Linked DNA regions of Mus musculus: region 2 is linked to region 1. Evidence: chromatin loops called from intact Hi-C (ENCODE). Cell type or tissue: left cerebral cortex. All regions are shown on one strand. Links, peaks and the distances in the headings refer to the core of each region. The heading gives the core; the rest is flanking DNA.

Region 1 (10,543 bases), core at 1,793-9,792:
GAAGTTGGGGGAACCCCCCAGAATGCACCAGAGACCTGGGAGGTGAGAGACTCCCAGGACTCACAGGAAGGGACCTTTGATGAAATGCCAGACAGTAAGGAGAGGGAACTTATAGAGCCCCTCTCCAGCAATAACACCTTTGACCCATAATTGTTCCTGTCTGAAAGAATTACAGGGATGGAAATGGAGAGGAGCCTGAGGAAAAGAAGGTCCAGCGACAGGCCCTAAGTGGGATCCAGCTCAAGGGGAGGTCCCAAGGCCTGACACTATTACTGAGGCCATGGCGCGCTCACAAAAAGGAATCTATCATGACTGTCCTGCGAAAGACCCAACAAGCAGCTGAAAGAGTCAGATGCAGGTGGTTGCACACAACCAATGGACAGAAGCAGCTGACCCCTGTTGTTGAATTAGGGAAAGCTGAAAGAACCTGAGGAGAAGGTCTTTTAGAAGGACCTGCAGTCTTAATTAATCTGGATTTCCAAGATCTTTCAAACACTGGACCAGCAAACAGACAGCATACACCATCTGATACAAGGCCCCTAACACACATAAAGTAGAGGACTTCCGGGTCTGTGTTCATTCAAAGATGACGCACCCTCAAGAGGCTGGAGGCTCCAGGGAGTTTAGAGGTCAGTTGGGGTCGGGGATGGGGGTATCCACGTGGAGACAGGGTGGGAAGGGGAGAAGGTGTGGGATGTGGAGCAGTCAGAGGGTGAATGGGGGAGGCAGGAATTGGAATATGGAGTATAAAAAATGAATTACAAATAAAATTAAATTTCAAAACAAGAAAGAAAGAAAGGAAAAAAAAAAAAGCTCTCCCATGATGAAACAGGCTTACCAGAACAAAAAAAAGTCTCACTCAGAGGAGCATCTATTCACAGGCACTGACTCCCTTTAGTACAATGTGCCTGGACAGGGATGGCACCAGCATTTGAGGCCCTGATCACAAATTACTAAAGACATGTTTCTCAATTGTCTAAGGACATAGTGTACCAAGTAAATATATGAGTTCAAAAAGCAGACAGGTATTCAGCCTCAGGGAAATTATCTCTCGTTCTGGAATTCAATTTTTCCATGTACTGAATGGAGAAGGTAGGAACTAACCCTTGTATGTCTTCCCTGCGGAGCCAATAAGCAACTGCTTACAAGGTGTTTACTGACACTCTCTAAGTGTCCTGGCCACCCAGCTAGCAACAGCTTCATGTATACAGGTATCTCCTGTTGTTGTCAACTGGTGGAAAAGCGCGGCACTAAGGTGTCAATCAGGAAGTAACAGGATGTGCATCTAAGTTGGACTGAGTCTATATTAGGATGTGGCCCCACCCCCCACCCCACCCCCGTCACCACTGCTGCCACTGCCACTTCTGCTGACCTCTTAACTAGGAAAGCCAAGAGTCTGACCTCCCTCCTTGTACAACGCAAAAGAACAAACAAGATAAAGAAAAGAACCTCTGCTGTTGAGACGAGTAAAAGGCACCTTTTAAAGGGACCCAGAAAGGTCAGCAAAATCATAGGTCTTTTGTCCTGTCCTGTATCTTTGAGCTTTACTAAAGTCTTAAGAAGCCCTTTATTCACAGTTTCCTGGCATGGTTTCCCTGGAAGGAATGCTGGCCATTCCACCATTGGCAGATTCAGATGTCATTCAGACTCCTTGGAAAGGGAAACCACCTATAGCTTATCATGAATTCCCCTCTTAAAAGCACAGCCTAAGCCAGGAAGTTCAGGGTATAATCCAAAGACCAACCCAAGTGTTAAACAACAGCACAGGCCAGCCAAGCTGGCCACTGGAGTGGGAGCAGGAGCGGGAGCAGCAGGAGCAGCAGGAGCAGCAGGAGCAGCAGGAGCAGCAGGAGCAGCAGGAGCAGCAGGAGCAGCAGCAGCAGCAGCAGCAGCAGCAGGAGGATGTGCTGTCAACTTTGCTCATATGCTAGCTCCCTCAGATATCTTCAGATCAATATATCTTTCTACAGAGTTGGGCCGTATTTGGTAGCAGACCATTCTTGTATGTCCAGTATTGGACCATGCCAACATCTCAGTACCTGGCTATTTCTCAGCTTTTAAAACCAGTTCAAATACTGCCTCAAAGACTAGGTGAAGCCTTTCTCTGATAAGGGAAAGGCTGATCTAGTTGTCCTCTGACATCAGCATTCTTGCTCTGACACCGTGCACCCAACCCCAACATGAAATAATTAATAAAATGTAAAAGCAATTTTTTAAATAACACAATGCAAAAACTATAAAGCCCACAAAACTGCAAGAACAGATAAATAGTAGAAATCGCATGTGTATTTCTCACACCTTTCTCCATATAAGTCAAAGGGATTTCATCTAGGTTCAAGAAAGGAAGCATAACAGAAAATTAACAAAACCTTGCCCAGATTCTTACCAACAGATAAAACACCATGCAGAGACTTGGCTCTCCAGATAAACAGTAAAGGAAGTAAAATCATAGATAGCTTACCAGTCAGCAAGCCTCAAAGGAAGGAGCACTCACGATAATACCTCCAGCGGTCCACCAAACACACTTTTCTGCAAACCTGTTGCAACAAGAAAACCTCACTCCCAGTGGATTGTGTTCCTTGGCATCCTAAGAGTGAGAGAACTTTGTGTGGTTTACACTCAGAGCCCCAGGACTTAACCTAGTGTTATACTCTCAGCAGACTGTGACAAGGCATCTGCTGAGTGAGAGAGAAGGAAGCAGAGAAGAAAAGAAACCAAGGTAGAAGGAGGGAGAAAGTGGGGATTCATGAAGTGCTTTTTCAGAGAGTCTTTGTACAAACTGGTAAATCCAGGATACATCTTTTTCCGAAAACGGAAACAGCAAGAGCAAACCTAGCTAGTCGTTATTCAACCATCCAGCAATGCATACAGGCTCTGCATCCTAAACAAATAACAAATAGCCAAACCCCCACCCCCCAAAAATGTCTCTCAAGGTTGAGGGATATGGCTCCATTGGTTGACTGCTTGTAAACCCAACATTCTTAGACCTAGAGGCAGGGGAACTGAAACCCAAGGCAAACCTTGGCTAAAGAGTGAATGACTTTGAGGCTATCCTGGGCTACATGAGAACCATCTCAAAAAGAGATAGAAAGTTGTGGTGCCCCTAAATATATGAAATGTCCCCTTTTCTAAACAGCATTTGCACAATGCTTACAAATGTTGTCTTGTAAGTAATCTAGAGTTTATTCAAAGTGAACAGGATGACATAAGGAAGTCTTACATCATAATGGATTTTCCCATTCACAGGAAGGTCTGATATAAATGTTTCATTGATATAAATGGTAAAAGTATGTTTGTTCACTCACTTGACAGGCTAATTTATATATTTAGCATGTCAGAATGTTAGAGGCACAGGTAAGAAGACCCAGTAAGAGGAGAATGCATGGTGATTATTGGCTCAACCTCACCATACTCAAAGTAGTCATTACGAGAAAGCAGGCTCGGCAGAAGGCTACCATTTTGTTGTTGTTTGGTTTGGGCTATTACATTTTTGAGACAGGGTCTCAAATATCAAGTCTCACGTATCTGAGGCTCAAGACTTGCCTTGAATGTCTAACCCTCCTGTATCTGCCTCCCAAGTCCTAGGATCCCAGGTATACATCCCCCACACGTAGTTCATGTGTGCTAATGAATGAACACAGCGTTCCATGCATGCATGCCAGGAAAGCACTCTACCAACTCACCTATATTCCCAGCCAAGACCTATATTTTTATTAGTATTATTCAAAGCTAAGAAATCAAATAGGATGGCAAAAACATGAAAGAGATGGTAAAGGTGAAAACATCGGAGCTTCCTGGTCTGGAAGAGGAAGCAGATTTCATTAGTGGCTTCAAATACACAAAAGGCTTTCATGAGGTAATCCTCTGTGTTTCTACAGCTCTCCTTTCTGCGCGAGGTTTAGGCATTTCCTTCTATTGACTTCAGAGATGCCTTCCTCAAGTCAGAAGTGAATGCCAATATTTTGCCTGCTGCTACATAAGCAAGGGCTTAGCATTCCTAAAACACACAAATAGTGGTTTCCTCCTTCTGAGACTTTAACAGGCTGTCTGTAGGCATTTCTTTCCCACCCTATAATTTTTTCTCTGCCTTTGTTAGAACTGTAAGCACATCTGCAAAAGACTAAACATGACACTGTAAATGACTGTCACTTCTTTCTTCTGGGTATTTGGCAGCCTGACTGCAGAAGCCGGATGGCACCCCAGCCTGTCACACAAGGTATCAATTGTGTGGGCAGCCACTTAGCCATCCATACCTACCCATCATGCACTCACTATGCCAGCTTTACTTATCTCTACTCTGTGACTGCTAGGGAGAAAGCACAAGATAGCTGGGGACTGGCAAAACCAGGGTGTGTGTTTGTGGGACAGAAAAATACCAAGAAAGCACTATGACATCTAGGAATCACCATGTCTAACAGGTAGCATCATAAACATTTATAGTGAAGTACCTTGCCAGTATGTTGGCCATCACTATCCCTCCCAATGGTAGCTCACATAAATGAGTGCTTTGCCTGTATAGATGTCTGTGTATCATTTGTGGTTTCCAATCGTTTTATATCCCCTGTGAAAAAGATCATCCAACCCCCAAAGGGTCTCATTAAGAACCATTGATTTATCAGAAGTATAATTATTAATAAACAGGAATATCCAAAAAACAGGGAATAGGAGCCCAATGCCATTTGCAAGGGTTTCCTACAGCTATCCTCACCAGTAAGTTATTCTTGGTGACACCCCAGGTCATCCCAGGACAAAAAAAAAAACCATCAAACTCATAAAATTAAACAACAACAACAAAGTAGGAGAGAAGGAGAAGGAGGAAGAGGAGGAGGAAGAAGAGGAGGAAGAGGAGAAGGAGGAAGAGGAAGAGGAGAAGGAGGAAGAGGAGGAGGAGGAAGAAGAGGAGGAAGAGGAAAAGGAGGAAGAGGAAGAAGAGGAGGAGGAAGAGGAGGAGGAAGAGGAGGAAGAAGAGGAGGAAGAGGAAAAGGAGGAAGAGGAAGAAGAGGAGGAGGAAGAGGAGGAGGAAGAGGAGGAAGAAGAGGGGGAAGAGGGGGAAGAGGAGGAAGAGGAGAAGGAGAAGGAGAAGCAGAAGCAGCAGCAGCAGCAGCAGCCGCCGCCGCCACATGAAAGAGCTTTATATCTTAACTTCAGCAACTAAATGGTAGAAGAAAAAAATGTTTGGTAAGATCTTTCTCAGAACTCATGCTCCATGCTTAGGGGAAATACTGAGATTTTGGTGAAGGTGGCTTCTTTTCACTGGGCTATGCTACAAAATCAGGTGGGTATCCCCAGGATGCCATCCTAGATGCCTGCATAGATGATGTAGTAACCATGTTTCATGCCATCTTAGCCTCAGTGGGGCAGGAATACCCACTTCCTTGACAGTTTTCCGAATTCACAACTAGAAAGAGTGGTTTAGTAAAATGCTGCACAGGTACCAGCAGCTCCAAGCCTCACCTCAGCCTGATGTCCCCCAAACCACTTGATGTGTGACCCTGCCACTTCACTTAACCTCCCTTGGTCTTTAATCCCTCGGCTGAAGAACTAATTGTCTTCCCTTGTCTCAGGAGGAACGCTGAAAGAGATCACTATTAATAGACCAGTCCTTTCAATGTTAAATGCAAAATATCTACAGTGGGCTGTGTTCTGAGGGTCACGGGGTGTTTTCATGGGAAGAGAAAAGGCCGGGGCTGAATAATCACATCTGAATACTGACCCTACAACTGACCCTGTTCAAGGGCCTCCAATAAGATACTATCCATTGAACCTCTGTTTCTGTCTGCAAAATGGTGAGGCAGGCTGCCTTCCCCTCCCTGTAGTTCTGAGGGGTGGAAGAGCTAATATATGCAGGAAAGTTAAAAGTCCCTGGCACAAAGCAGGCACTCTCTGTCAGGTCGCTTCACACATGCAAAAGTTCTTGCAGCTTCTCCCTGACACCTTCAATGGCAGTGACCTAGAAAAGCCCACACAACCTCCCACCTGAAATCTCCTGATATTGCTGTTCAAGGCTCCTCCCAGCTCCAATTCCAGCCTCTGCCTTGTCTAGAACTATTCTTGCTACTTCACATCCTTCACGAATCCCTACCTTCTACTCGGCTAGAACCAAAAGCCTCACAGAGACAGCAGCTCTGGCAGACTTCATTTCTTCCCTCCCCAGCTGCTCAGAGACACGTGTCATCTCCACTCCTTTACTGTAAGTGCTCTCCACACAGCACTGAGGTCACGACAGGGAAAGGCAGGGACAACAGGCCTGCCTGACCTTCTGCAGCACCTTCTCCAGTTTAATTACCCATGGCGTCAAAGGGGGAGGGGAGAAAAGGTACTCTACTCAGAGCTACACAATAGGCAGGCAGGTCCAGAACCGGTCTCCCAAAAGGTCACTGAGAAAGATCGTCACAACTGGAACAAACGTAAACAGGGCTCTGTGACTCTGCCACAGAAAAATCAACCTGTGATGGAAAAAGGCCCAAAATACAATGGTGTTCACCACCTGTTCAGTAGCCTGCAGGTCTGAGAGCTTGAGTTCAGCCAAACCAGAGCCAGCTCCTCTCACCTACGTAGTATGAGCTCCCCCAGCTGTAGAATGGAGACAGACCTTCCTGGAATTAAAGATAATTTTCCTAAGTACCTTCTAGCAAAACAACAGAACTGACTAGATGCAAACTACAATTCACTCATGATATTAATGACAACACAATGAAGCCCAAGCTATCAGCATTTTCATTCCATAGACAAGGAGACCGTGGAAGGACTGGTAAAATTCTAGCAGCCAAAAGAGAAGAACCAAGTTCTCTGCTGAGACCCTGAGTCTCCCGGGTCCCAAATGGTCAGTGAAGAAAATAACTGTCACTGAACCTCGCCAGAACTAAGCGTCTTCTGGACTCACTCTTCTCTTCCCCTCGACGGAGTACAAGAAGCCTGGCTAACAACAATCCTGAACTTGCTGCCTCAGGTGGGAAAATTTCCATGTGACGCATCTCCAGTTGCGCCCAGGCACATACGCCGTAAGAAGCCAGGTGAACTGTGCAAGGAAGAGGAAGGAGATCCCCTTTCGGCACCTCTCCTGAGCCAGGCCCTTCACACTGCTCTGGAAGTCATCCAACTTATGTTTCCCAACTGTGAGGAAGCTGCTGCCCTCCCCGACTTATAATTATAAAAGCCTAGAGAGTCCGAGAAGCAGAGTAACTTGGCCTTGGCTGCTCAGTAGCGCCTGTATCTAAAACCCTGCAATGTGTTTCTACATTCTGTTGATTCCAAGCAACACAGGGAACTTGGTCAGGAAGCTGAGCTTACTATGAGAAAGATATACCAAAGACACAACATTACAAGGTTATACTATCACCTAAAACATAAAGAGCAGAGACTCAATGCTCACTGACAATCTGAGAAATCCCTACTTCTTCTCTGGTTCCCCTTCAGCTCCTCCAGTGTTAAGGCCTTCAAAAATGTGTATCAGTCTCTTACCTCCTTTCTCAATGAGAAAGAATGCCTTCCACTTAAAAGTCATATTTTTCCATAAGTGATCTGAAGGACAACCCGAGAGCAAGAGAACTCATGAAATTGACAGTTTTCCATTTTCTCAGAGATTAATTCACTCAAGAGTCAACCACAGTGTCACGATTTCAAAAACCATTCATTTTTTAACCCAACAATTATCCAGATCAAAATAAGTCTCACACCAGACTCTGACCTTAAATACTGAGCGCAAGAAGCATTGATTAAAAGCCTTAACTTATCCTTTTATTGGCAAACACATTCAGGGGCAGTAATTCATGGCATCTGATTCAGAAATTAGATACAGCGTTAACTGCAGATTGATTAGTGCTTACTATAAAAAGAAAAAGAAGAAAAAGACTAATACTGGTATTATTCCAGGCTCAGTCAGTGACAGCCCTGGCTTGTACCCCATGACAAAGGGCTCAGAGACACTAGTCCCATCTGTACAACAGGAACCTGGGCAAGCCAAGGCTGTGTTCTGACAAGTGCTGCCTCCTCCCAGTGGGAGAATGCACACCCCTACAGACACCGGGAGCCCATCCTAACATGCTCTCTACCCCAGAAGTCCACATCACCACTCTTAACAGAAAATACCACTTCAAGGAAAGAACACCAGATCACCTGAACTCAAAGGAAGCGCTCCAGAGCAGCACGAGGCACTGAGCTCTCAGGGGGTGAAATTTTACATCACTAGCAAGAGTAAGGTTAGATAGAATAAGGAAAATAGCACCTAGGGTGACCATAATGGTTGAAAAATATTTATTCAGTGTACTTGATGCCCCATGCCCTCAGGCTCTATTTGCAAGAGTCTAACCAAACAAAGATTTTGGAAAACTCTACAAACAATAACCCGTGACTCCACTAGACTTATGGTAACTATTTTCTTATCATTATTCCCTAAACAATGTACTGTAACAGCTGTCCACTTGCCATTTACATTCTATTGGGTATTGTAAGTGATCTGACGGCAATTTAAAGCACTCCAAAAGCTCGGTATAGGTTACACGCATGCACCAGGCTGCTTTATGCAAAGAAACTGAATGTCCTTAATATATGGTATTCATGGGGTGATAATGGGATCCTGAATCTGATGCCCAAGGGACACCTGAATGTGAGAAGAGCTTTATGATAATTGAATAATACATCTAATTCCTCCAGCTCCATGAGGAGAAAAAAAAAAAAAACCACTATGTTTACAAATGTCCAAGACACAAACTGAAAGTATCTTAGGAAGACTGAGTCAAATCCAGGAATCTACCCCTTGTGATAGAGACAGGATTTGAACTGAAGAAATTTGGGTTTCAGACTATTACAATCTTAAATATTACACTGAACTTCCTATGATTTCCTCTGGCAATGCATTTGCAGGTGCACATCTCTTCCTATGCAACCAAAGAAGTGTACATGCTAAGAAACAGTCCTGCAGGCTCTACCTTACAGCCAAGGCCTGAAGCCTAGGCTACAGATTCATCTTTTTGTCCATCTTTCCTTCATTCACCCATGAACTCTCCCTTTTTTCCCCTTCCATAATCCTACAAAATACCATGAGTGGCAGTTTTCTTAAAGGACAGTGCAGGGGCTGGAAAAGTGGTTCAGTGGTAAAGAGTACTTGCTCTTGCAGAAGATCTAGGTTCCATTCCATTAGGCTTGCTGCCTAAGCGTATCGATGCAATACCCCATAGGACACACTGTCAAGTGTGTCATAGTGCTTCATGAATAGGCCTAGAAACTGGTTTGAGACCCCAGGACAAGGGTGGGTCTGAGGTGCATATTTTACATATCAAAGCAGAAGTGACCTCCAGGTCCTCCCATCATCCCTCAGTTCTGCCTCTAACCCTGAACTTTCCAGCTCAGGGGCTGAACTCCCTATATAATCCAGACATTTTGTGTGTGTGTATCTCTGTCTCTCTCTTCCTCTCCCTCTCCCTCTCTTTCTCTTTCTCTCTCCCCCCACGACAACTTCCCTAGTCTCCCATGAACTGTGTGACCTCTGGCAAATAAGTACTAGAATTCTTTAAAACCCTGTTGTCTCTGGTCTGTAAAGTTTGAGATTAAAAACCCACCTTTCTTCCTGTGGTATCTAATGAAATCACGATGCTGGAAGGATGGCTTGTTAGTGTCCTACTGGCCTTCTCACTTGGGTTACTGCTTTGTCCCTCCTCAAGCTAATAATCTCCACAAGAATGAGTTCCATCTCTAGTTATATCACCCAGGCTTAAATTTGAGTCTTATCAACATCAAAATAGGGGATGGGGTCAGGGTTAAATGTAACAAAGAGTGCTCAAAGATTGTTCCAATCTAATGAAACGGTACGGGGTATTCCCAGGATTCCTTGTGAATGCCTCTATCCCTGGGATCTACATTCTAGATATTTCTCAGGCTGTCGGTTCCACCAGCCCCTGCAGCCGGATTCACAGAGTCACATGGAGCCCCCTTTCCTCCTGCAGCTCCACGGCCTCCTCCTTTCCTGCCTGCAATGCCAGGGTGGTTTTTAAAACAAATGAGAATGGCACTCAAGAGGCAAAATGAATTCACTTAGCTCTGCGCTACCCTCTCCCTTGCTGTTATTTATTTTTGTGTATTTCACTAGAAGCAACATTTGTCAACATGGCAGCAGAGAAGCCGCAAGCCAGGGAGAACTGTTTTTTTGTATAAAACAAATAACTTAAGCCGTACAGGAGCGGTTTTGAATAAAGCTGCCATATGAAAGGCCAAACTGGTGAGCTCCTGCGCTGTCTTCAGCAGCTGCTTTAGCACCCAAAGAAGCAAATGTGGCGGAGCAGGGAAGGCTCAGACGGCTATTTACATGAACAGCTGAAATACAACCGCATGGTCCAGCAACAGTCAAAGCAAGACAGGAAAGGGTGGAAGGCAAGGCCTACAAGAAGTGAGATGGGAATCTGCATATAATAAGTAATGGGACATTTTTCTTTAGAAGGTGATGAAAACATCTTAAAATTGACCATGGTGGTATGTGTCCTGCTCTGTCAATAATACTAACAGCCACAGATCTATATACTTTATGTGGGTGAATTCAATTCATGAAGTT
Region 2 (10,543 bases), core at 1,175-9,174, 140 kb after region 1:
GTTTCCACATTTCTGTCCCAACTTCCCATATACTTTTCATTTTTGTTATGTGCATTCCTACTTGTGGTAACTCTTTCAGTGAGGGGAAGAAAGCAAGAAGCAGGGAGGTAAGGAGCAGGGAGGTAGTGCACAATGTATCTGGACCCTGAATTGAGTGGGTGAAAGAAATAAGCATTTCATATGAGTTCAAGGTCCAGGTCCCCTTAAAAATACATGGAATTGGAGGCTCAAACAGGACAGACATAGAAGCTTGCACTGACATAGTCCCTTCCTAAGTAAGCAAAAGGCTGTTAGATGGTATGAAACTACTCATTCTCACCTGCAGTTACCAAAAGCAATAAGAGAGAGAGAGAGAGAGAGAGAGAGAGAGAGAGAGAGGGAGGGAGGGAGGGAGGGAGGGAGGGAGGGAGGGAGGGAGGGAGAGAGAGAGAGAGAGAGAGAGAGAGACCCATCTATTCTTTGTGACCCTGACTGATACCAAGACATGAAAACGCAAGATACTACTCCTTGTATCTTGAAACATGGGAGACAGAGAATGTGAAAACATAGCTCACACCAGAAGGGGAAAGATGACACATCTTAGAGACTCTCTCTTAAAATCTAAGTCCCCCCCCCCACACACACACACACTTCTAGCTGAAGCAGGTGAACTAACAGGAGACCTACATTCATGGGACAGCTCGATATCATGTATCAGAAGTACTTCTGCCCTAGCCTTCTTTTCCATTTTCAAAAGAGTTTTGAATCTACTTAAATTTTTCAGACTGTCATCAAATAAGATATTGCTATCCTTTTACCAGGTGGTTTTCCTAAATCTACAGCATATGGGGTGTAATCCCAACCCTGGAGTGCAGGGGAAGTGTTGAAGAGATGCTGCCTCTGCGCTTCGACGAAGTGAAACTACATTTAGTGTATTGTAAATATACACCTATTCAGAATGGGGTAAAGTGACTGAAATCCACTCTCAGCACCACTGCACACGCACTTCTAATCAGTACTTGTGCTCACTCTTCTGTTGACCTACATTATTCCACAATAATCCCAACAGTTGTTTTCTGTGCTTAATGACTTTCTAGTCTTAACAATCTCTCAAACTAAATAATCACCATTTATTTTTGACAGTATTTTTAAAAAAATAGCTTTATACACAAGTGTCCCAGAACCTCTATCACAATAAATTACTTTGGGTTTGTTTTTGTGCTGGAAGACTGAACCCAGAGCCTTGCACATGCTAGGCAAGTACTTTACCATTGAGTTACACTCCCATAAAAAAAAAAAAAATGTATTAACCTTTTTCCAAGTAAGTGTTAATGGAACACCTCTCTCAGAACCAACCACTTCTTTAAATCATCTGACTCATTGTATCTTACTCAACATAGCTAAAGCAGTTAATCTCCACAGCTAGCAAGAGCCACAGGGAGGCCTCCTACCAAGGCCTGCAAATTCACCTCACATAAAGACTCCTCCAACTAATCATTGCTTCACAGAGTAAAGCACAGAAGTCCGGTGAGTATGGTAAAAAGGCTTGAGTTCACGCACACAAGCAATCCACACTCTTCCCCCTGCTCCAATCACTCAGAACGTCCTCAGAACCTGGAGTTATGCACTCTTCTCAGAACTGCAATGACGGGACCTGAACCTCCTTCAGCAATCTCACAGGCAAACTTTGCAAGACAGAAAGAAAAACAGTCCAGTCGTGGAGAAAGACTCTGATCCATGCCTTTCTCTAGCTCTGAAACAGCACTGGAAATGCTCTGACCCTCTGTGAATTACCATGCCATGTGCTGCAAGCCAAGAGCCAGCTAACCAGAAACCTTTGTTTTAACACCAATGTCAAATTCCCCTCTCATCCCAACCTTCTTTTCCAGGTTGCTAAAAAGCAGTAATACATAAAACCAGAAGGGTCCGAGGGAAGATAAAAGCATTGGCTGGAGGGCAACTTGGTGGCATCAGAATCGAGCAGCAGCTGTCACACTGAGAAAGAGCTATTAGTGAAAAGGGGTCACCAACACTCACCTCCTGGTGGGGTTAGGAAAAAAAATCAGGAAAACAGTTGACACGAGGCAGAAAAATAAGTGGACATCTCTCTATTAATATTATCACAGACCTCATGTGCCATTCCTGCGGCAGCCTCCCGTACACCAGCCTCCGAAGCTGAGCTTCTACACTCTTCTGTCAGCCCAATCCCCTGACTCTCCGAGATCACCAAAGTCCAAGATCTGGGATGGGTTCTTTGACACCTTAACCCATATTCCCTACTGACTTATGGATACAGTGCTGAGAATTTAAATATTCTGTGGCCAGAGAGATTTAGGAGATAAGGTACACTCTATTTCCTCCTCTGATAATCCAAATTCACATTCAAATAATAAAGACTTTTAATTCTGGCAGAACGAGTCATTCTAAAATGTATTTGAGAACTGATCATTCTGCTGCAGTCCAAAACACAAATGAGGGACCTGGACAAGGCTATGCTCCCTTTCAGCCTGAGAGCATTCGCTATAACTTCAACTCAATCTTTCCACATACAGAGGACTGGGGAAAAGATTGCTTAAGGAGGTGATGTCCCAAGGTGGCTCAATACAACTACTCAGAAAGGCCAAGTCTGGCTGCTGGGTCTCCCGGTCTCCTAAGAACTTCTTTGATAATTCTGTACTCTTTCCTACCAGACTTCCCGGCCCCTAGTCTTAATCGCCCAGTGTCTTCTTGGACTTCTTCCTGTGGTGCCTTCATTATTTCTTCAGAAAGCGCTCCCATTTTTCACTACTATCTTATCCACCAATCACTACATACTTCTAGGGCCCATCTTTTCCAGAAGGACTTCTCAAGGGCTGAGGATGTAATTCAGTTAATAGGCTGCTTTCTTAGCACATACACAAAGCGCCCGCACAGCCAAAATAGAAGATGAGGTCGACACCTATTTTCCCAGCACTCAGAAGGTGGAAGGAGGAAGATCACAAGTTCATGGCCATCCTCCATTACACAGTAAGTTCGAACCCAGCCTACAGTGCATGAGACCATGTCTCAAAACACACACAGCCACACAAAACCTTATCTCACTCTCTCCTCTCTAAAAGTCTACTTAAGTTAACATGACTCAAGTATCTGTTTCAAAATCATTTTGTAGGTATTAGATTTAACTTATCAACGATATTGCATCTTTCCAGACGTTATGAACATTTTAGGCTCCTCAACTCCTAGTGGCTAGTACGTATTAAGCACTGCATACATGTCTGCTGAGTGGCATGAGGCACATCATAAACTTACAAAGTGAACTCTCAAAACTAAATGACTAGCACCTACTAGACCTAAGAAAGAAAAGTGTCAGATTCCGTATAAAAGTCTTAATAGACCACTGATACGAGGGTGAATCCTGAAGCAGAACTAGGCAGCAATGGTCACGGGAAAGCCTGTATTTGATCCTCTACACACAGAAATCAGTCTTCCCCCCACCCCACCCCCACCCCCAGAACACTACAGCACCAACAGACTTATCTGGCAAGTCTACCAGTGTCATCTTTCTTTCCCTGTGGTCAGCTGTACAAAAAGAAACATGCAAGTTAGAAAAGAAGAAGAGTAGGAAAAAATAACTGATTTGCAAAGTCAAATTTTCAGCCAGGAGTAGTATCCTGGCTTCCTAATAGAAACCTAAAGAATGCTGAAAAGCACCTCAGCCGACACACCATGAAGTACATCCTGTTGGTACCAGAGTACCGAAATTCCCATTTACACTCTGAGTGCTAGAAGCCACTTTGTTTGGGTTTATGCCAAGTGGGATAGCCCAGCACTCTGGAGGCTGGAGCAGGGTTTTACTGAATGTGCAGGTCTAGCCTGTGCTACAGAACACCACCCTGCCCACTACCCTCCCAGAAAACTAAAACAGGCAACACATTTAGAACTACTTGCCCTCGTCCTAACATCTAAAGAATACCCAAACACGAACTACTGTTTCTAAATGGCACTTCTGCTTCTCAACTGTGTAATGAGAACACACAGTTCAACTTTAGCCTCCTCACCTACCCTCTTATCTTCTATCATGAGACTCTTGGTAATCACATACTTGAACTTCAGGGCACAATTACTCAAGACAAGTGTCCCTGCAGAATATGCAACTACCTCAGCCAGTTTCACTGCTTATAACATGTGGGAGATGCCAAACTGCCCTCTGAGCGTCCCATCTTCTTATATAAAAAAATCTAACGATTGTAAAGAATAAGCATAAGATTGCAGGCTGCCATTATGCTTATTACCTTTAGCCTAGTATCTGTAAAACCAAAGCTGGTCTGGAAGAATTTATATCAAAATATTCCATTATCACTTAGGAGTTTCTGGAAGGAAGGGAGGAGGGAAGGAGGGAAGGAGGGAAGGAGGGAGGGAGGGAAGGAAGGAAGGAAGGAAGGAAGGAAGGAAGGAAGGAAGGAAGGAAAGAAGTCGCAGCCACCACAAAGTCTCTAAGGACAAAATCTTAGAGTCAGTTTGTCTATTCACGACCTAAGTATGTGATCCCCAAGTCTGCCAGAAATGGCTCTAAACTGGTGTAATTTGTAAGCCTAACTGTCCAAGCCAATACCTATGGCTTCTTGATGATTCATGGTAAAAGTTATTTTCATTTACAAGCACAAGCATGGATTTAGGGTAACTCTTGGTATCTGTGGTAATTCTTAACATAGATATTCTTTTTTTATATAAGTATAGAATAGAGTTTATTCAAGGAATGGGGAGGGGAGTTAAGAGAGTAAGTCAGAGAGTCAGTCCTAGAGGCAGAAAAAGGCAGAGGGAAGGAGAGAGTAGAGAAGCAGGGGCCGGCCATGGCCATGTGGAGTTGGGGGGGGGGGGGGATGGGGAGCAGAGGGGGAGCAAGGGGGCAAGAGGCAAAAGAGAGACAAGAGTGTAAGAGGGTAAGAGCCATACACATGTTCTCAACACACACTTTTATCCAAGCTCAGAGTTGAATTGCCTGCTCCACCTAAGCCTTCACATTTTTCGGTGACGGTTCAGTAAATCTTTCAAATTTAGTGTAGTGAACATCAGAGACTCTCTAACTGTCACTGCAAGCTTAGGTTCAAACCATCCAACATGGACACAGTGTGTTAACAGCCAATATATCTACACTTCGCTCACCACCACTACCCCCACCACCACCACCAAAAAAAAAAAAAAAAAAAAAAAAAAGTAAACATGATTATTTTTATCTTCCAATACATGGTTTTAACAGGTTTATTAGCAGGTTTTTTTCTACAAAATCTGAACTTTCTAAAAAACATAACTCGACAGAATACTAGTGAACTGTTAATTTACTGAGGAGAGATAATGGTACTGTGGGGATTTCTAAAGTCATCTGAATCATTTATATATACTTGAGAGGTTAATGCAGAAATATTTACAGATGTCATCAGAGCAGGTCTGAAAGATGAGAGAGAGCTCAATGAACTACAGAAGGAGCAACATAGGAATTGTAAGTTATGGGCTCTGGGGGTGTTGGGTGCATTGGAGTTTACCCCTACTGTTCCATGTACTTTCTCATACAAAAAAAAAATTTTAATTATACCCTTTATACCAATGCACCATTACATATGTGATATCGTGTGGATACAGAAGTACCATAGCGTTCAGCTAACCAAATCATCCTCAGGTTTTAAATCAAGAAAAGTCTCGGAGAAGTAAGTTGCATCGCAGAAAGAGGTATGGTATTCAAGGTACATCTTGAACTCGGTTGTCTTTAAAGATTATAAATTTTAAGGCTTAAAACAAGACTGGACCAAGAACATTTTCTAGCAAAACAAGTGCAAAATTTTCTTCCATCTCCACCTGAGAAGACATAGATGGCCCCTCTTGCTGACTAAGTGGGGCCACCCAGCAGGGCATGGCAACTACCCAGAGCACAGAACCACTTGTAAGCAGCTTTTTCAAGTCTTTCCTTCACCAACCATAGGCAGCCATACTGAGCCAAAGCCCAGGCAGCATTCTCTCTTAGGAGACATGATGCCACTCCAATGCCCATTTTAAAGCAAGAAAGAGGTCACATTGCAGTACCCATCCACCACTGCAAAGTTCAAAAACACAGTTATAAGCATCCTGACTGGTGACACTCAATACTTGGCACTCAGAGAACCAACTCTAAAATGGATGTTTAAGCCAAATACTAGCATCAAAATCTCTGGTCATCACCAAGGCCAGGATCGCCAGCCTCCCTTCCTTCCTCCCCAACCAGTAGCTACCAGCCACCGGCCACCACCCCCATCCAAAGCACTTTACAGAAATGAACAAGTCTGACAGACAGGAAGACTGCCTTTTTAAAAACACTTAAACTTGACATCCAAACACAGGTCTAGAACCCACAACCTAAACCTGCACAGTCAGTGCACATAAGGCTTATGCTCTCATTAACAAAGCTCAACTTGGCACCCCTGAAACAATAACACAATATCAGCAAAGATAAATAAATAAATTAAATAAATAAATAAATAAATAAATAAATAAAGGGAAGAGAAAAGTTTCTCCACACCATTATGTCAGGTGCCATGAAAGGCTACAAACCAACCATATTTTGGTTTTGTCCTGGATCAACTCAGGAGGCCCTCGGAACCTCCTGTGTATGTGTGGCTGTGTGTGTTGAGGGTGGGGAAAGGGAGGAAGAGGAGGAAAGAAAGCAGTTAAATGTATACACACCAATGACCAATCCCAGCACCAAAGCAAATCTTCCCAGGCAAAGATACTTTTCTGTGACCCTTGGACTGTCTCCCTCCAGCTCCTTCCATCCTACAAACACACACACACACACACACACACACACACACACACACACACCAGGAGCCTCTTAGCAGGCAGGAAAATATGCATTTGAAAAACCAAGGCTGCCTGCAGGTGCCTCAGGAATAAAGACAGACACACAAACACATACACAAAGCCAATCACTTGGGGTGGGGGGCACATACAAAAAAAGGAAAAGAGGGACAACTGGTGACAAGCCCTTCAGCAGCCAGCTAGGATTTTATCTTGCCTCATACCAGCCCTCCCTGGTGTACCTTCTTCTGTCCTTCAACTAAATTGCTCATGTATACACACACACACACACACACACACACACACACACACCAACACAACCCACACGCAAATGTATGTGTGTGGATAATATTGTCATTAACCCTTTCTGCAATATAGCCCCATGCATTATATAAAAAGATATTCCATCCTTTCCTCTTCTCCCCTCCTCCCTCCTTTCTCCCAACAAGGAGAAAACGCCCCCTTCCCCAGCTTCACCAAAAAAAGGGGAGGGGGGAGTATAGAAAAGCCACAAAACCCTAGCAGCCTCTGATCCCCAGGACATCCAGAAAAAGCATATACTAGACAGACTAAAACACACACACACACACACACACACACACACACACACACGCATGGGAACATATGGCTCTGTAGAAAGCACACAGAGAACAGTCCACAGGCGCCCCAAACCCAAGCAAAGACTTCCACCAGCCAAGAAGCCATGATTGGGGAGGGAGAAGAAGAGGAAAGGAGTGGGGGTAGAACCATCCGTGGAGAAGGGGGGCGCATTGTTGTGATGCCTGAACCCCTTTCTTTCCACCCATCTGCTGTGGAGGGAGGTGGGGGTGCAGGAAGGGGGCGCAAGGGAAAGGCAAGCTGGACAAGAACGAAACCAGTAGAAGACCAGACCAGGCATACAGCTTAGCGATTCCCTCCTTGCTGCCAATCTGCCCCCAGCTCCCCCTACATACAACCCCACACCCAACAATAAGACCTCGGCCGAGACTGAGAGCTTCGAGTGCGGCGGGGGAGGCAAGAAAACCGGGGTGCAGCCGAGTGTGGGGGGTGTCATGCATAAAAGGAAACCATGGGGGGAACAGAAAAGGGGGTCCCCCCTTACCTCCAGCGCTTCAAAAGTAACAAAGCTGGTCATGGCAAATCCATCAATGATGTCCTCTTCGGCTGAGGTGGACTCTCTGCGCTTCCTCCGCGGGGGTCTGGGCCGGGACGGGGCGGAGGATGGGGGCTTTCCATTGTCTTCCTTGTCGGAGCCCGACGATGAAGCCAGCGAGGGAGCCCGGGTCCGGCCGGCTCCTATACCACCCGCCGCACCGGTTCCTAACCCGGCCCGGGAGCGTCTCTCCCGGTCTCGCTGTGATCGAGACCTCCGCTTTTTCCGGAGTCCATGTCCCCGCGTCGGGCCATCCATGGTTCTTTTAACCGCGCCGGGGATCTTCCCCGTTCACCTACCCGCGCGCCACAGGCTCGGGCCGCGGCCACACACACACACACACACCCCAAGAAGAAAAAAAAAATTGACACCGAGCCCCCCTTCCTCCTGCACGGGCTTTTCCCTCCCGCCGCGAGGAAGGGCGCGGGGGAGAAAGCGGCTGGGAGAAATAAAAAAAAAAAAAAAAAAAAGAATCCGAAGAAGAACAAGAAGGGAGGGCAGGGGGGAAAAGAGAAAGAAAAAAGGGGGAAGGGGCGGGGAGACGGGGAGGGAGGGACGGGGAAGCGAGAGGGCGAAGTGTGGGGCTCCCCTCTGCACCGAGGGTCGGAGATGCCTGCGAACAGCGCCGAGCAAAGTAATGGCTGAACACACAGGTCTCCTTTACAGAGGAAAGGGGGAAAAAAATAACTCACCAAGCAGGCAATAAATCAGAATAGCGGAATGCTTTGATCAAGAGACTGGGGAAGCCCTCCCCGCGGCCATGCTCTCTCCCCACCACTGAAATCGCCTTGCTTCTCCCTTTCTCTAGAGACCCCCCAAAAAATTTTAAAAAAAAAAAAGCCCGAGGTCCGAAAAGGTCACGGTGAAGTGAGGGGTGGGTGGCAATGAACTTCACCCGCCCCCTCGTGCAGGAAAACACCCCACACCTCCGCCTCTCTCACACACTCGCCTCGCAGAAAAACTCACTCCCGGGCTCCCAGTCTTTTTTTAAGAAATGCATCCAAGGGAAGCCAGGGCTGGAGAGCGAGCTGAGAGGGGCGAGACCCCCCAGAGAGGGGAGCATAACCACGCAATCACAAGCGGAGACAGAGGTTGCCCGAGGAAAGGAGGAAGGGAAGGAGGAGGACGCTGAAGCAGTTGTGGGATTTTTTTTTTTCGGTCTTCAAGGGGGGGAGGAGGAGAAAAAGATGAAAGAAGAGAAGAATTGCAAAGCCTGGCGCGTGCCACCGACCCCCTCCTCACATACACATGCACGCACGCACACACACAAATTGTAGATCTCCCCCCACCCCCAGTTCCAGAGGTCACCCTTCTTCCAAAAAAATTTAAGATAAAATTATAAAGGGGGAGGGGGTGAGTCAGTCAACGAGGAAAGCAAAGAGCAGTCTCCAACCCGAGATACACCGGTGTGGTGGCGCCGCCGCCTCTTCTTCGTCTTCTTCTTCTTCTTCTTCTTTTTCGCGTCGCCCCGCCTGAGGAAGAAGCGCTGCGAGATGCCGCTCGCTCTCTCGCTCACTCGCTCGCTCGCTCTCAGCTAACGCTGCCTCAGCCGCCGCCGCCGGAGCCCGGAGCCCGAGGGTGCACGGCGTGTCCCCGGGCGGCTGCAGCCAGAGCCCGGGCACGGCCTCATCCTCCGCCCGCCTCGCTCACACAGCGCCCGCTCCTCCCCCTCCGGCCGGCCCACCGCCGCCGCCCGCCTCGGCCCAGCCCCGCGCCCGCCCGCTTGCCGTCTCCCTCTCCCTCTCTCTCTCTCTCTCCCCCTCTCTCGCACGCGCGCTCGAGCTCGCTCACCGGCGAGCGCTCTGGAAGACCGCCCTCTTCGCGCCTCGCTCTGCGCGCGCTCCCGAGGACCGCCCTCCTGGCTCTGCACGCGCTCCCGAGAGCTACCCCCTCCCCTCACGCCTCACTCGGCGCGCTCCCGAGGGCCGCCCCCCTTTCCCCCTTCGCGGACTCCCGAGAATCTCTCACGCCTCGTTCTCTCTCCCCCTCCCCAAAACCCCCGGCACCACGGGGCGCGCTCCCGAGGGCCGCCCCTTCCACTCAGGCACCACTAGCTGCGCGCTCCCGAGAGAAGCCCCTCCCCTCGCGCCTCTCCCCCCCCCCCGCTCTCTCCCACGCGCGTCCCCGTCCCCCCTCCTCCCGCGCGCCTCGGGCCGGGCTAGATCACGTGACCCGCCCCCCTCCCCTAGTTGTAGAGTGTGTGGAAAGCAAAAAGGCTGAGGGGCTGGCCACCGCTCCACGAGCCCAGGGCATGCGCGCTGGGGCGGCCGGGCCTGCGCACTTGGGGGCGGAAGGGGTCTCCAGAGGCTGTGGGGGGTGTGTTGGAGGGGTCGGTCACAGGCCGGTGTGGAGTTGAAGTTCGAGGGCTTGGAGGCTGCCCCAACATCCCGCCAAACGCACGGAGGACTCGCGCGCGCACGCGTAGCAGGCACCTTTCTCCGGACACTTGCTCCCGGAGTGCCTTATCTCCTCCACTCCTGAAGCTCTTGCTGGCTCAACTACTCTGAAGTACCTCTAGGTGTTTTGCCCGCGCGCAAGCGCGCGCCCGGTGCAAAAAAAAAAAAAAAATTTTTTTTTTAAATAAAAAGTGCTTGCAGCGCGGGGAAG

The links. Peaks named below come from ENCODE experiments on the same cell type or tissue, not always from the same donor. Only the 100,000 strongest peaks of a DNase experiment are listed, where the experiment ranks them.
Region 2: it touches region 1 in a loop (2.6-fold over the local background); 4 of 42 quality-filtered maps call a loop at or near these places.

The regions. Positions count from the first base shown.
Region 1 is chr5:132,393,677-132,404,219 of GRCm38, forward strand. All of the region lies in intron 1 of Auts2 (autism susceptibility candidate 2), which reads right to left. Among named protein-coding and RNA genes, the nearest start is that of Auts2, 140 kb to the right of the region's middle. In left cerebral cortex, for the core only: no CTCF peak of the experiment used is centred there; a DNase peak (open chromatin) is centred at 5,983.
Region 2 is chr5:132,533,630-132,544,172 of GRCm38, forward strand. Auts2 (autism susceptibility candidate 2) reads right to left here and starts at 9,591. Exons shown (of 20, transcript NM_001363480.1): 1 at 7,886-9,591. The coding sequence starts at 8,194. In left cerebral cortex, for the core only: no CTCF peak of the experiment used is centred there; DNase peaks (open chromatin) are centred at 5,925, 6,914, 7,516, 8,049 and 2 more places; H3K4me3 peaks cover 2,712 bases; H3K27ac peaks cover 1,724 bases.